Linked DNA regions of Homo sapiens: region 2 is linked to region 1. A link is an interaction called in ENCODE POLR2A ChIA-PET data of the cell type or tissue named here. Cell type or tissue: PC-3. All regions are shown on one strand. Links, peaks and the distances in the headings refer to the core of each region. The heading gives the core; the rest is flanking DNA. Region 1 overlaps PRKG1 (protein kinase cGMP-dependent 1). Region 2 overlaps PRKG1 (protein kinase cGMP-dependent 1).

Region 1 (5,390 bases), core at 119-5,118:
TCTGTTTTTACTGAACTATAAAGGATATTCTGGTAGTAAAGAAATTATTCAATAGCATATACTATTTGCACAAAGATACCACTTAAGATACATAATACAAAATAGATAATTATCAGTGGAGTTTTGTTTTATATAAAAAAGATACATTGATGTTCTGGAGCCAAAAATTCCACTGCTATATTGAGAATTGTTTTAGAAACAACATTCTTTTTTTTTTGTTTTTTGTTTTTTTGTTTGTTTTCTGTGAGATGGAGTCTAGCTCTGTCGCCCAGGCTGGAGTGTAATGGCGTGATCTCGGCTCACTGCATCCTCCACCTCCCGGGTTCGAGCAATTCTCCTGGCTCAGCCTCCTTGGCAGCTGGGACTACAGGCGCCCACCATCATGCCCGGATAATTTTTGTATTTTTAGTAGAGATGGGGTTTCACCATATTGGCCAGGCTGGTCTCGAACTCCCAACCTCAGGTGATCCGCCAGCCTCAGCCTCCCAAAGTGTAGAAACAACATTCTTACAGGTCTTTCTTGCTAAAGTCTGAAGAATCAAAGCACCAGCAAAGAAAACAAAATGACCCTGATATGACTGAGTTATTTGGCTTGCACTGTTAACTTTTTTCCCCCTAAATTTTGTTCCATCCTATGCATGAAGCTAGAAAAGGTTCAAATCTGTTTCCAATAAGAGAAAGGACTTGAAATAGTTTCATAAATGTTATTGTTAATTTCTAGAGTGTTACTTGCTGATTAGGAAACAAAGATTTAAACAGAAATGAGCAGCAATAAGAATCACTGCAATCTTAGGTTTCAGGCTGCTAACATATATTCTCATGTGCGTTTAGGAAATACATTTGTATACAGGAAGTGGAGTTCTATTACTATCTATCTATTCTTAAATCCAACAGTCTAGAGTATTTGTTCAGAGATAAGACCTTTCTTAGGTAATATAAGGAATGAAATTTGTTACCTAGCGTAATGGTGAATCAAAAGTTTGCTTAATAAGCAAAAGACTCTTCAGTCATTAATCTAAGCCCTAAGTATTACGGAAAGTAAGCTGAATGGGATACTTTCTAGATCTGGAATCTTTTAAACATATTGATAAATATTCTCTCTCTCTCTTTCTCTCTCTCTCTCTCTCTTTCTCTCTTTCTTTCTTCCTAGACAAGATCCAGCTCTATTGCCCAAGCTGGAGTGCAGTGGTGAGATAATGATTCACTGCAGCCTTGATCTCCTGGGCTCAAGCAGTTCTCCTGCCTCAGCCTCCTGAGTAGCTGGGACCACAGGCACCCTCCACCATGTCTGGCCAAAATTTTTTGAATTTTTTGTAGAGACCAGGTTTCACCATGTTGCCCAGGCTGATTTCAAATTCCTGGGCTCAAGTGATCTTCCTGCCTCAGCCTCTCAAAGTGCTGAGATTACAAGTGTGAGCCACCACACCCAGCCAAAATATAAATACGCCTTTAATAGTAACACCTAATTACCTAACACCATCAAAAATGGGGTGCTCCATGAAGAAGCACATAATTCAAATTATTGAAGTTTATCCCTTCTAATGACCACATAGATTTCTCTTGCCCCATTAAAAAATTAGATAATCAGTATTTCTAGGATAGTTGTTTTCTTCCAACCAATTAAGGCATAATCTATGTAGCAGAACATTCAGAGGATGATGCCTGGTCAACATTTGAATAAACAATCACTGTGATGTTACCTCTATTTAAGATGACTCCAATAAAACTTCTATGGTTTGCATTATTAGTTGATCAGACTTTAAGCATTATCTTTTGATAGGGTCAAGGAACCTGTCTTAACTCCCCATCTCTGACCAAAATATACTTGTTTTCTATAAGCTATAAAGCCAGATAGCCAATTTTATGAGAATTGTCCCTATACTATATCCATGTGAGCGATGAGTGCCTGGCATGAAGATGCATAAAGGAGGCAGTAATATACAACAACTGAAGCATAACCTCTGGAGCCAGTCTTCTTCAGACAAATCCCAATTCCATTACTCACTGGCCACCTAAACAAGCTACTTAATTCATCTGCCTCAGTTTTCTTCAACTGTTTAATGGGTATGATCAACAAACCAACTTCAGTGGGTTATCATAAATATTAATAAATGAGAGAATGCATGTGAAACAAAGCTATAAGCAATCATTAGTAATAATAATAAAAGATGATCATTATTTTTCATGGAGTTTTTGCTAGTGCCATGTACTGTTTTGTTAATACTAATTGCCTGATTTTCTGTCCATGAATTTTTGGCTGATCTAAGTTTCCACTTCCCTCACCCCTTGGCTGGGATCTAGGTATGAGAGTTGCTTGGCAAGCAAACTAGAGATAAGTAAGGTGTTACTATATAAAGTTAATGTAGGCACATATGAATATCCAAACATGCCATAATGTTGGGGTTTGACCCTTTCCCTAATACTCAGTTTCTTCATTTGAAATGTTCTAATTGGTGTTTTTATGTTGGTCCTGGTAAACTTTGTTAACTCTTTGTACTTTGCTGTATATTGCAATTTATGCTTTTTTTCACGGTTTAATTTCTGAACCATATTGTATACAATCAGGTACCAGCGAATAAAAGGACCAAACTAAAAATGATGGAATATATAATGAAGGAAGCATGGGATTTCTACAATCTATTCTAGACTCTTTATTAAAAGAAGGGTAGGTGAAGGCTCCCTTTTTGAAATTTAAATTTAATATACTTTTCACAATTCTACTGTCCTCTCAGTAAATATGGAATTTACGAGTCATCACATAGACTAAAGTAAAGCATAAAGTCCTCATGCTGCTTCAGCACAAGACGCTTACCTTCAACTATTCCCTGAGCTTGTAGGAGACAGATGATACATCAATATGCTCTAAGCCACAGTCAGGCAATAGATACAGAATCAGGCAACAGGCATCATAATCCAAAGGCTGGAAATGGCTGAAAATGATTCCTGAGAGGCATTCACAAAGTCTGAGATGTCCTCTCTGAGGACCAACTGTTGCCAAAATCAGAGTTGCCAAGAAGCCACTCAGGGACTCCATCCTGTAGATAGACCCCTCTTCCATTTTCCTGGGGCTTACTCAGTATGACTCACCTCCTCAAAGCCATCATGAGGGTGGTTCATTGGGAAATGGGAAAAGACCTGGCCATGTTCCAGAGGTACAGAGGATATCATTGGTTTCTTCAGTAATATGCAGGTGAAAGCTATGGGTATCTCATGCTGACCAGAAATTTGTAAGTGTACCTTTCAGAAGGGGAAAGCTAAATCTCAGATTTTCTACTTTCTTGCCTTTGGCAAATCATTTTGAATACTCTTTTGATAAAAAGGTCTTTTATAATGTCTTTACCCCTTTGAGTAATGTTTATTGGGGGGACATTCTCAGAGGTAAATTTTGAAAATAAAATAAATAGAAAAGAGAGTAAATCCCTTCTTTATCACTTTTACTGACAAATGACAACAGAAAAAAAAATAGTACATAAAAGATCTAATCTTTAGGCTCCATCAAAGCATATTTGCAACATTTCATCATGTCATGTGAGTTTATTAGCTATGCTGTTAATATGCAATTAATATAACTTGAGGATATGCTATGTCAGTGGAATAAAAACTCATAAAAAGGCTAATGTTTCTGAGACGAACTGACATGATAAGCCATTGGAATTCACTTAGTGCAGGTGTTTCATTGCTATTTATTCCAGCAAATATTATCAACCACCCACTTCTGCCCAGTGATGCAGACCTGAGGATCCTGGTCTGTTTTGCACAGATTCTGACTTGTGTCTTCAGTACTCTAGATATGGGCACACAAGAGCAAGCTAAGACTTGTCAGAAAAAGCTTTGCACTGTGTGTATGATACTATTGTTATTATTATTACAGGTCCATGTGCTCCACTAAAACTGAGCAGCTACTTACGTGCCTGGCACTGTGCCATATCCTTTCATATAATTTCATTTGGTAAAGGGGAGCAGATGTTTGCTCAGGTAAAATGAAACAGGAAACGCATAGAAGAGCATTAAGAACCACTGCGAAAAACTTGTAATATAGGCCTCTCATTCCCAGGCTAAATTTCATCAGTTTACCCAGTGGGGATGAATGGAAAAAAGTAGGTTTCCAAGTGAAAAGATTTTCTCTAAGAGTTTAAGAGCAAGAACCCCCTCTCCTTTAGTTCAGGTCTCCTCCTTCCAGACCAGATTCCTTCTGAGACCAGCAACGCAGTGGCTTAAATCCCTGGATTAGCTGCGACCTCTTCATTTCTTTTTTTTTTTTTCTTTTTACTTCCTGTTGAAAATCCAAATCAGAATATTTTTGGATTTTAAACAAAGTGAATGAAAGTGAGACTATAATGATTATGGTGGTGATGCAGTTGACAATTGCATTACGATGAAAGGTTTTCTTTTTATTCAAGAAAACATCACCAGTGTTCTGACTTCCCCTTAACCTACCCACACTCGACCTTCAAATTTACTTGCCTTTTAAAAATTCCAAATCGTGAGAAATTATGTATCACCTGCTTTAGATTTTCTAAGAGAAAGTGAACATTAGAGTTTTACAGCTAAAACAGACATTAAAGCTATGGCATCGCTAACTTCCTCTGGAAAGGGAAAGAGATCTGAAATTAGAAACACAAATTAAGAAGTAACAAGGAAATTACCACGTTTTCATTGCTTACAAAATGATTTCTCACGCATTACCCAGAGAACGACAATAATAATATAACTGGGCACATGTGCAGTGCAACTTCACCCAGAAGTAGAAAATGTAAAGTTCTATGTTTTGTTGTTAATCTATCATTGCAATGCTATGCTATGGTTTTTGTGCTGCTTATAGAAGATGTTTCTATTATTCATGTCTTTATATTTTACTAAATGCAGTGGGTTCTCATTTCTGAATAGAACATACAGTCATCCCTTGGTAATCATGGGGGACTAGTTCCAGGATCTCCTGTGGATACCAAAATCCACAGATCCTCAAGTCCCTGATATAAAATGGTGTAGTATTTGCATATAGCCTGAGCACATCCTCCCATACACTTTAAATTATCTCTAGATTACTTATAATAACAGATACAATGTAAATGCTTTATTTACAACGTAAATAGTTGTTACATTGCGTTGTTTAGGGAATAATAGAAAGAAAAGTATGTACATGTTCAGCACAAATGCAACTTTTTCTAATATTTTTTATTTGTGGTTGGTTGAATCCAATGATGTGGAACCCAAGGATACAGGGGATTGACTATATTTTTATTCTTTGTAATAAAATAGCACATTATGAAATGCATCACCTCAAGAAAAAAATAATCTTAGATGGTGCCACTGTTAGTCAGGTAAGCAACATTTCCTTATTTTTCCAGAGATAGAACTAAAAACCTTAAAAATAATGTGATGGGAATTTG
Region 2 (5,390 bases), core at 219-5,218, 550 kb after region 1:
CTACTTGGGAGGCTGAGGCAGGAGAATACCTTGAACCAGGGAGACAGAGGTTGCAGTGAGCCAAGATTGCACCACTGCACTCTAGCCTTCCTCTAAAAAGAAAAAACAAACAAACAAACAAACAAAAAAGGTTGTAAAGAAAAATTGGGAACTTAAGAATCTTCCCTTTTCACATGTGTTCAGACTACTTGCATTCCAGTCCTAATTGGGGCTTTGTTTGCCTATGGGGGAAACAAATGTGCTTAACTAGAATGTTTTGTGAATTGGAAGGAAGATGGCTTATAGGATCTTTGATTGGTGGGGATTTCATTGTCATCATTTTCAGATAAACATGTTTTTAGAAACTTTTCCCCTAGTTAGTGCCTGTACTGACACAAGCAAGCTAGTTGAGCTTTGGCCAGTGATAACCTTGGTTTAAAATGGCCAAAGCTCCATTATCCTATGCAATCTAACACAGGAACAGAAAACCATATCCTGCATGTTCTCACTTATAAGGGGGAGCCGAACGAGAACACATGCATACTAAGAGAGGAACAACAGGCACTGGGGCCTACTTGATGGGGGTGAAGAGGGAGAGGATCAGAAAAAAATGCCTTTTGGGTACTATGCTTATTACCTGGGTGATAAAATTAATTGTACACCAAAGCCCCGCGACACGCAGTTTACCTGTATAACAAACCTACACATGGACCCCTGAACCTAAAAGTTAAAGAATAAAGTAAAATAAAATGGCCCAAAACTACTCGTCCTGAGGAATTCAAGCTGGATTATTCCGGGTAGAGGAAAAAAGAGGCTTATCTGCATCTCTTGCCCATTCTTTCATTTACCCAGGATTACATAGAAGGAAGGGGATTGATGGGCTGGTCAGTGACTCAGCCCATGCCAGCCAAGCAGGATTGTGAAACTGATCTCCTTTCAGGGCCAGCACTGTGGCAAAGGCTCACAAATGACCAGGGCTGAAGAGTGGTCTCTTCAAAGAAGAGAGGAGGCAGGAAAGAATGAGGGAGGAATAGTTACTTTTTTTGTTTTGTTGTTGTTTTGTTTTCCCCACAAAACCACAGACTTACTCCACATATATGATCATGGCTGGTCACCCCAAGCAGGAGGAGCTGTCTCCAGTTCATTTCCAGCTGTTCAGAAAGTCTTCTGTGTCTTCCCCACCACATTATGGAAGCTTTTTTGTCTAGTCTTTTATTTTAATAAAAAATGAAATATAACATATTGATATAGACATGAAATATAATTATTTAAAATGTTTTTTAATTCCAATAGGCATTTTAATTTACACAGTGAGCAAATACTTTGAGTTGATGGAAAGAGACTATAATAGTGCAATTTCAGACATCAGCCACAAGATTAGGGGGAGTGGAGTTATTTATTTTTGAGGGAGGGAGTTAGTAGCAAGGCTCTTGCAAGTGTTCCAGAACCAACACATGCCACTTATGAGTTCTATGTCCTCTTTTGGAAGGTTGGGTCATAAATAACATACAAACAGCATGTATTGAGAACCTACGAAATGCCAGGCATTTGACACGCAGCATCTTTAACTTCACTAAAATTGGAGGAAGTTGACTAATTTGCCCTAAGTCACAACAGCTCATAAGAGGTGGAAGCACCATTGAATCCAAGTTTGTCTGACTTCCAAGCCCTTACTGTCCCCATTATATCATTCAGTTTTATGAAAGAGACAAGTAATAAGGTCGAACAGTATCCACACTGAGGGCTGAATGTGGAGAAATATTAGGCATCATTTTCACTAAGTGATGAAGGTCATTACAGGTCTAGAACATGTGATTTTTGGGCAACAGTGAAAAATTTATGAAATCAATCTTTTGCCCTTATGTTTTTTCTTGTTGTTTTTTCTCCCAAGAACCAAGTACTAGACTTGGGTTTTAGGATTATAGAGGCAATGAAAACCAAAACTTAGAATGAAGACATACTTATATGGAATAACAATAATTTATAAGAAATCCATAAAACTAAATATATATTTTTTAATCGAGACAAGATCTCTCTCTGTCACCCAGGCTGGAATGCAATGGCGTGATCTTGGCTCACTGCATCCTAAGCCTCCCAGGCTCAAGCGATCCTCCCACCTCAGTCTCTTGAGTAGCTGGGGCCACAGGCATGCACCACCATGCCCAGCTAAGTTTTTGTATTTTTGGTGGAGACAGGGTTTTGCCATGACCTGGGTGGTCTCGAACTCCTTAGCTCAAACTATCTGTTGCCCCGGCCTCCCAAAGTGCTGGGATTACAGGACTGAGCCACTGCGCCTGGCCAAATTTTATATATATATATAAAGTAATTCTAGTCAATATCTAATTTAAACAATCCTGTGACCTATTTTTCCCATGGTGTCTTTTTTTAACATTTTTATCAACATATAAATTACACACCATAAGATCCACCTATTTAAAGCATCCAATGTAATGGTTGTTACGATAGTCATAGAGTTGTGCAGCCACCACCACACCTACATTTAGAACATATTCATCACCCCAGAAAGAAACACTGGATCCACTTCCTACTCTTTTACTCTCAGCCTTAGGCAACCACTGTTCTACTTTTCCTCACTATAGATATTCTGGATATTTCCTAAAAAGTGAATCATACAACGTATGGTCTTCAGCTTCTTTTACTTAACATAATTTTTAAAAAAAATTTATCCATGTTGTAGCATTATTGTCAATTAGTATTCTTTTGTATGAATATACCACATTTTATTTATTCATTCACCAGTTGATGGATATTTGTGTTGTTTTCATTCAGGCTATTATGAATAGTGCCGGTGTGAACATTTGTGTGCACATATGTTTTCATTTCTCTTGGGTATATACCTAGGAGTAGAATTGCTACATCATATAGGAACTTTATGTTAACTTCAGAGGAACCATTAGACTGTTTTCCAAAACGACCAAACTATTTTACATTCCCCCGAAAAACAAATGAGGGTTCCAGTTTCTCTACATCCTCTTGTAACTGCAATAGACCAATCTGATTCTGTTTTTTTGTAACAAAGTTGTGAGTTTTTCAGTTGCCATGGACTCCCAGGTTGAGCATGCCCAGATGAAGCAAGTGTGCAACCACAGGCTGGAGGGTGGTGGGGGGAACCTAAGTTTTCAGACTGAGGGTTGGGGACTGAATTAAGAAGTGAACACTGCATGGCAGGGTCCAGGTTCCAATCAGATCAAGCCGTGGCACCACCCTATGATGGTAGGATCCAGTCAGATCATGCCCTCAACATCAGCTCATTGCAAGATCCAATCAGATCACATCTCATTACCCTATGCTTATAAAACCCTACCCAAACCCCAGGGCAGGAAGACAGATTTGAGGGCTTCCTTCTATCTCCCTGCCAGTGGATTTGCAATAAAGCTTTTCTTTTCTCAAAAGCCAGCACTATGACCTCTATGTGCATTGGGCAATGAGCCCATTGATTGCTTAGTAACACTGTCATCACTTGTTTTTTTATTTTTAATTATAGCTATTCAGATATGAAGCTGTATCTCATTGTGGTGTTTTGTTTTGTTTTGTTTTGTTTTGTTTTGAGACAGAGCCTCACTCCCTTGCAGAGGCTGGAGTAGTGGCACAATCTTGGCTCACTGCAACCTCCGCCTTGGCCTCCCAAAGTGCTGGGATTAGCACGAGCCACCGTGCCTGGCCTCATTGTGGTTTTGATGTGCATTTTCTTGATGGCTAACTATTTTCAGCATTTTCATGTGCTTACTGGCTATTTGTTTAGCTTATGCAGAGAAATGTCTGTTCCCTGTGATCTATTTACTATAAATAAAATAACATGTTTCATGATTTCACCATTTCTCTGGTAAGTAAATGGATAATCAGATAACAGTGTCCCTAAAATATGAAAGGAATTATTTATTTTATGACTTAATAACTGGACAGAAATTGGAGGAGTCAAGTTGCAGAGGTAGAAGAGAGAGTTTTCAATGATATTCTTTAACCCTTTTGGAACAGGTAGGTAATCATTTTCATGGTTTACAGCTCTGAAGACATTGGTTGAATCTGAAGGGAATTGAGAGTGCTTTTCCAAAGATGGCACTGTTATAGTAAAGAGCTCAATCTCTGCCTGTGTTCAAATTCTGGCTCTAGCACATACTAACCATGTGACTCATTTCTACACCTCACTTTCAAATCTGTACACTGGACAAACTACCTCCAAGGGTAGTTAGGAGGACTGTTTGATAAAGCACTTGTACCATGCTTACATATAATAAGTTCTTGATATGTGATATGTGCCAGTTATTATTATTCCTTAAAAAACAACCAACCAACCAAACAAACAAAAAAACCCATGGGCATGGAAACTCTAGGAGCCACATGAAACATGAGCTAGCACTGGTTGCTTCTCCAGGCATTGAGAAAGAGAGGGTTAGAAGATGGAGGAAACGAGATCAGCTATGAGGACTTCTACTTCAGAAGAGGAAAGAGACACTCCAAGGAAGATTTGTTACCAGAGAAGGAGGCATTTTAAATTAGAGAGGTCTGGGCTGTGTTTTGGAGCCGACTGTAAGATCTGGGCAGAGGAAGAAAAATGCCACTTTTTTCCTGTACCACTTTCCTCGTATTTCTTTATTTAGCAAAGCTATATTTTGTACGAGAAGAAATCTAATACAAAGTTGACAATGGTGAAGGCAATCTTATGTGGAAAAACCCTCTAACAGCTGACTCTGTTTGACCCAAGAAGTTTCAAGCTCCTGAAATCCTGTTTTAGAAAAACCAATAGAAATGGTATCAGGATTTTATCTGGTTTGAGCTTTTATGGCTTGTATATTTCTATTTCCTATAGATTTATCCAGTACAATAGAGGACAGATTATCCAAAAAATGTGCTTTCTTTATCTAAGACAAACTTTAATAACCCAATAGAAAAGTTTGAGGAACTATTTGCACTATTTGTTAAAATGTTATATATATAGCGCACATATATCTTCAATGTTTGTTTTATGAATGAAGTGAAAGGACTTTTGAAAGCTCTTTCTTCCTGGTTTCAAAGGTGGTACACAACATGTTATAATATCAATTAAACATTTCAGAATAAATGCATCAAAATGTTATGATTTAATTAATCCTCATCTACTATCTTTGTGTTTTACCTATAAATAGTATTTCTGAGCCTTACTTAAAGAAAATAGTCCTACAAAATTATATGTATTAAAAAAAGATTTTATGAAAAACTACCAGCTCAAGTGAAGTGTATTAAAATGACATAAATCCTATAATTATGCATATTTTACCATTACTTGGGAACTACCACATTCTGAGTTACATCAAAATCCAATGTTAGAGATATAAGAGAGAAATCTGAGGGGTTTTTTTAAGGAGCATCTAATGAGTATATTCTTTAACATTCACTTGGTTAATTTAGCAAAT

Evidence for each region. Peaks named below come from ENCODE experiments on the same cell type or tissue, not always from the same donor. Only the 100,000 strongest peaks of a DNase experiment are listed, where the experiment ranks them.
Region 2: POLR2A ChIA-PET joins it to region 1 with 5 read pairs; 3 of 35 experiments call an interaction of 5 or more read pairs at or near these places.

The regions. Positions count from the first base shown.
Region 1 is chr10:52,227,158-52,232,547 of GRCh38, reverse strand. The region is part of intron 9 of PRKG1 (protein kinase cGMP-dependent 1); the gene reads right to left. The region is part of intron 1 of LOC124902425 (a long non-coding RNA gene); the gene reads left to right. Among named protein-coding and RNA genes, the nearest start is that of PRKG1-AS1, 84 kb to the left of the region's middle. In PC-3, for the core only: no CTCF peak of the experiment used is centred there; a DNase peak (open chromatin) is centred at 3,097; H3K27ac peaks cover 600 bases.
Region 2 is chr10:51,681,477-51,686,866 of GRCh38, reverse strand. All of the region lies in intron 3 of PRKG1 (protein kinase cGMP-dependent 1), which reads right to left. Among named protein-coding and RNA genes, the nearest start is that of CSTF2T, 15 kb to the left of the region's middle. In PC-3, for the core only: no CTCF peak of the experiment used is centred there; DNase peaks (open chromatin) are centred at 886, 3,246, 3,976 and 4,096; H3K27ac peaks cover 1,430 bases.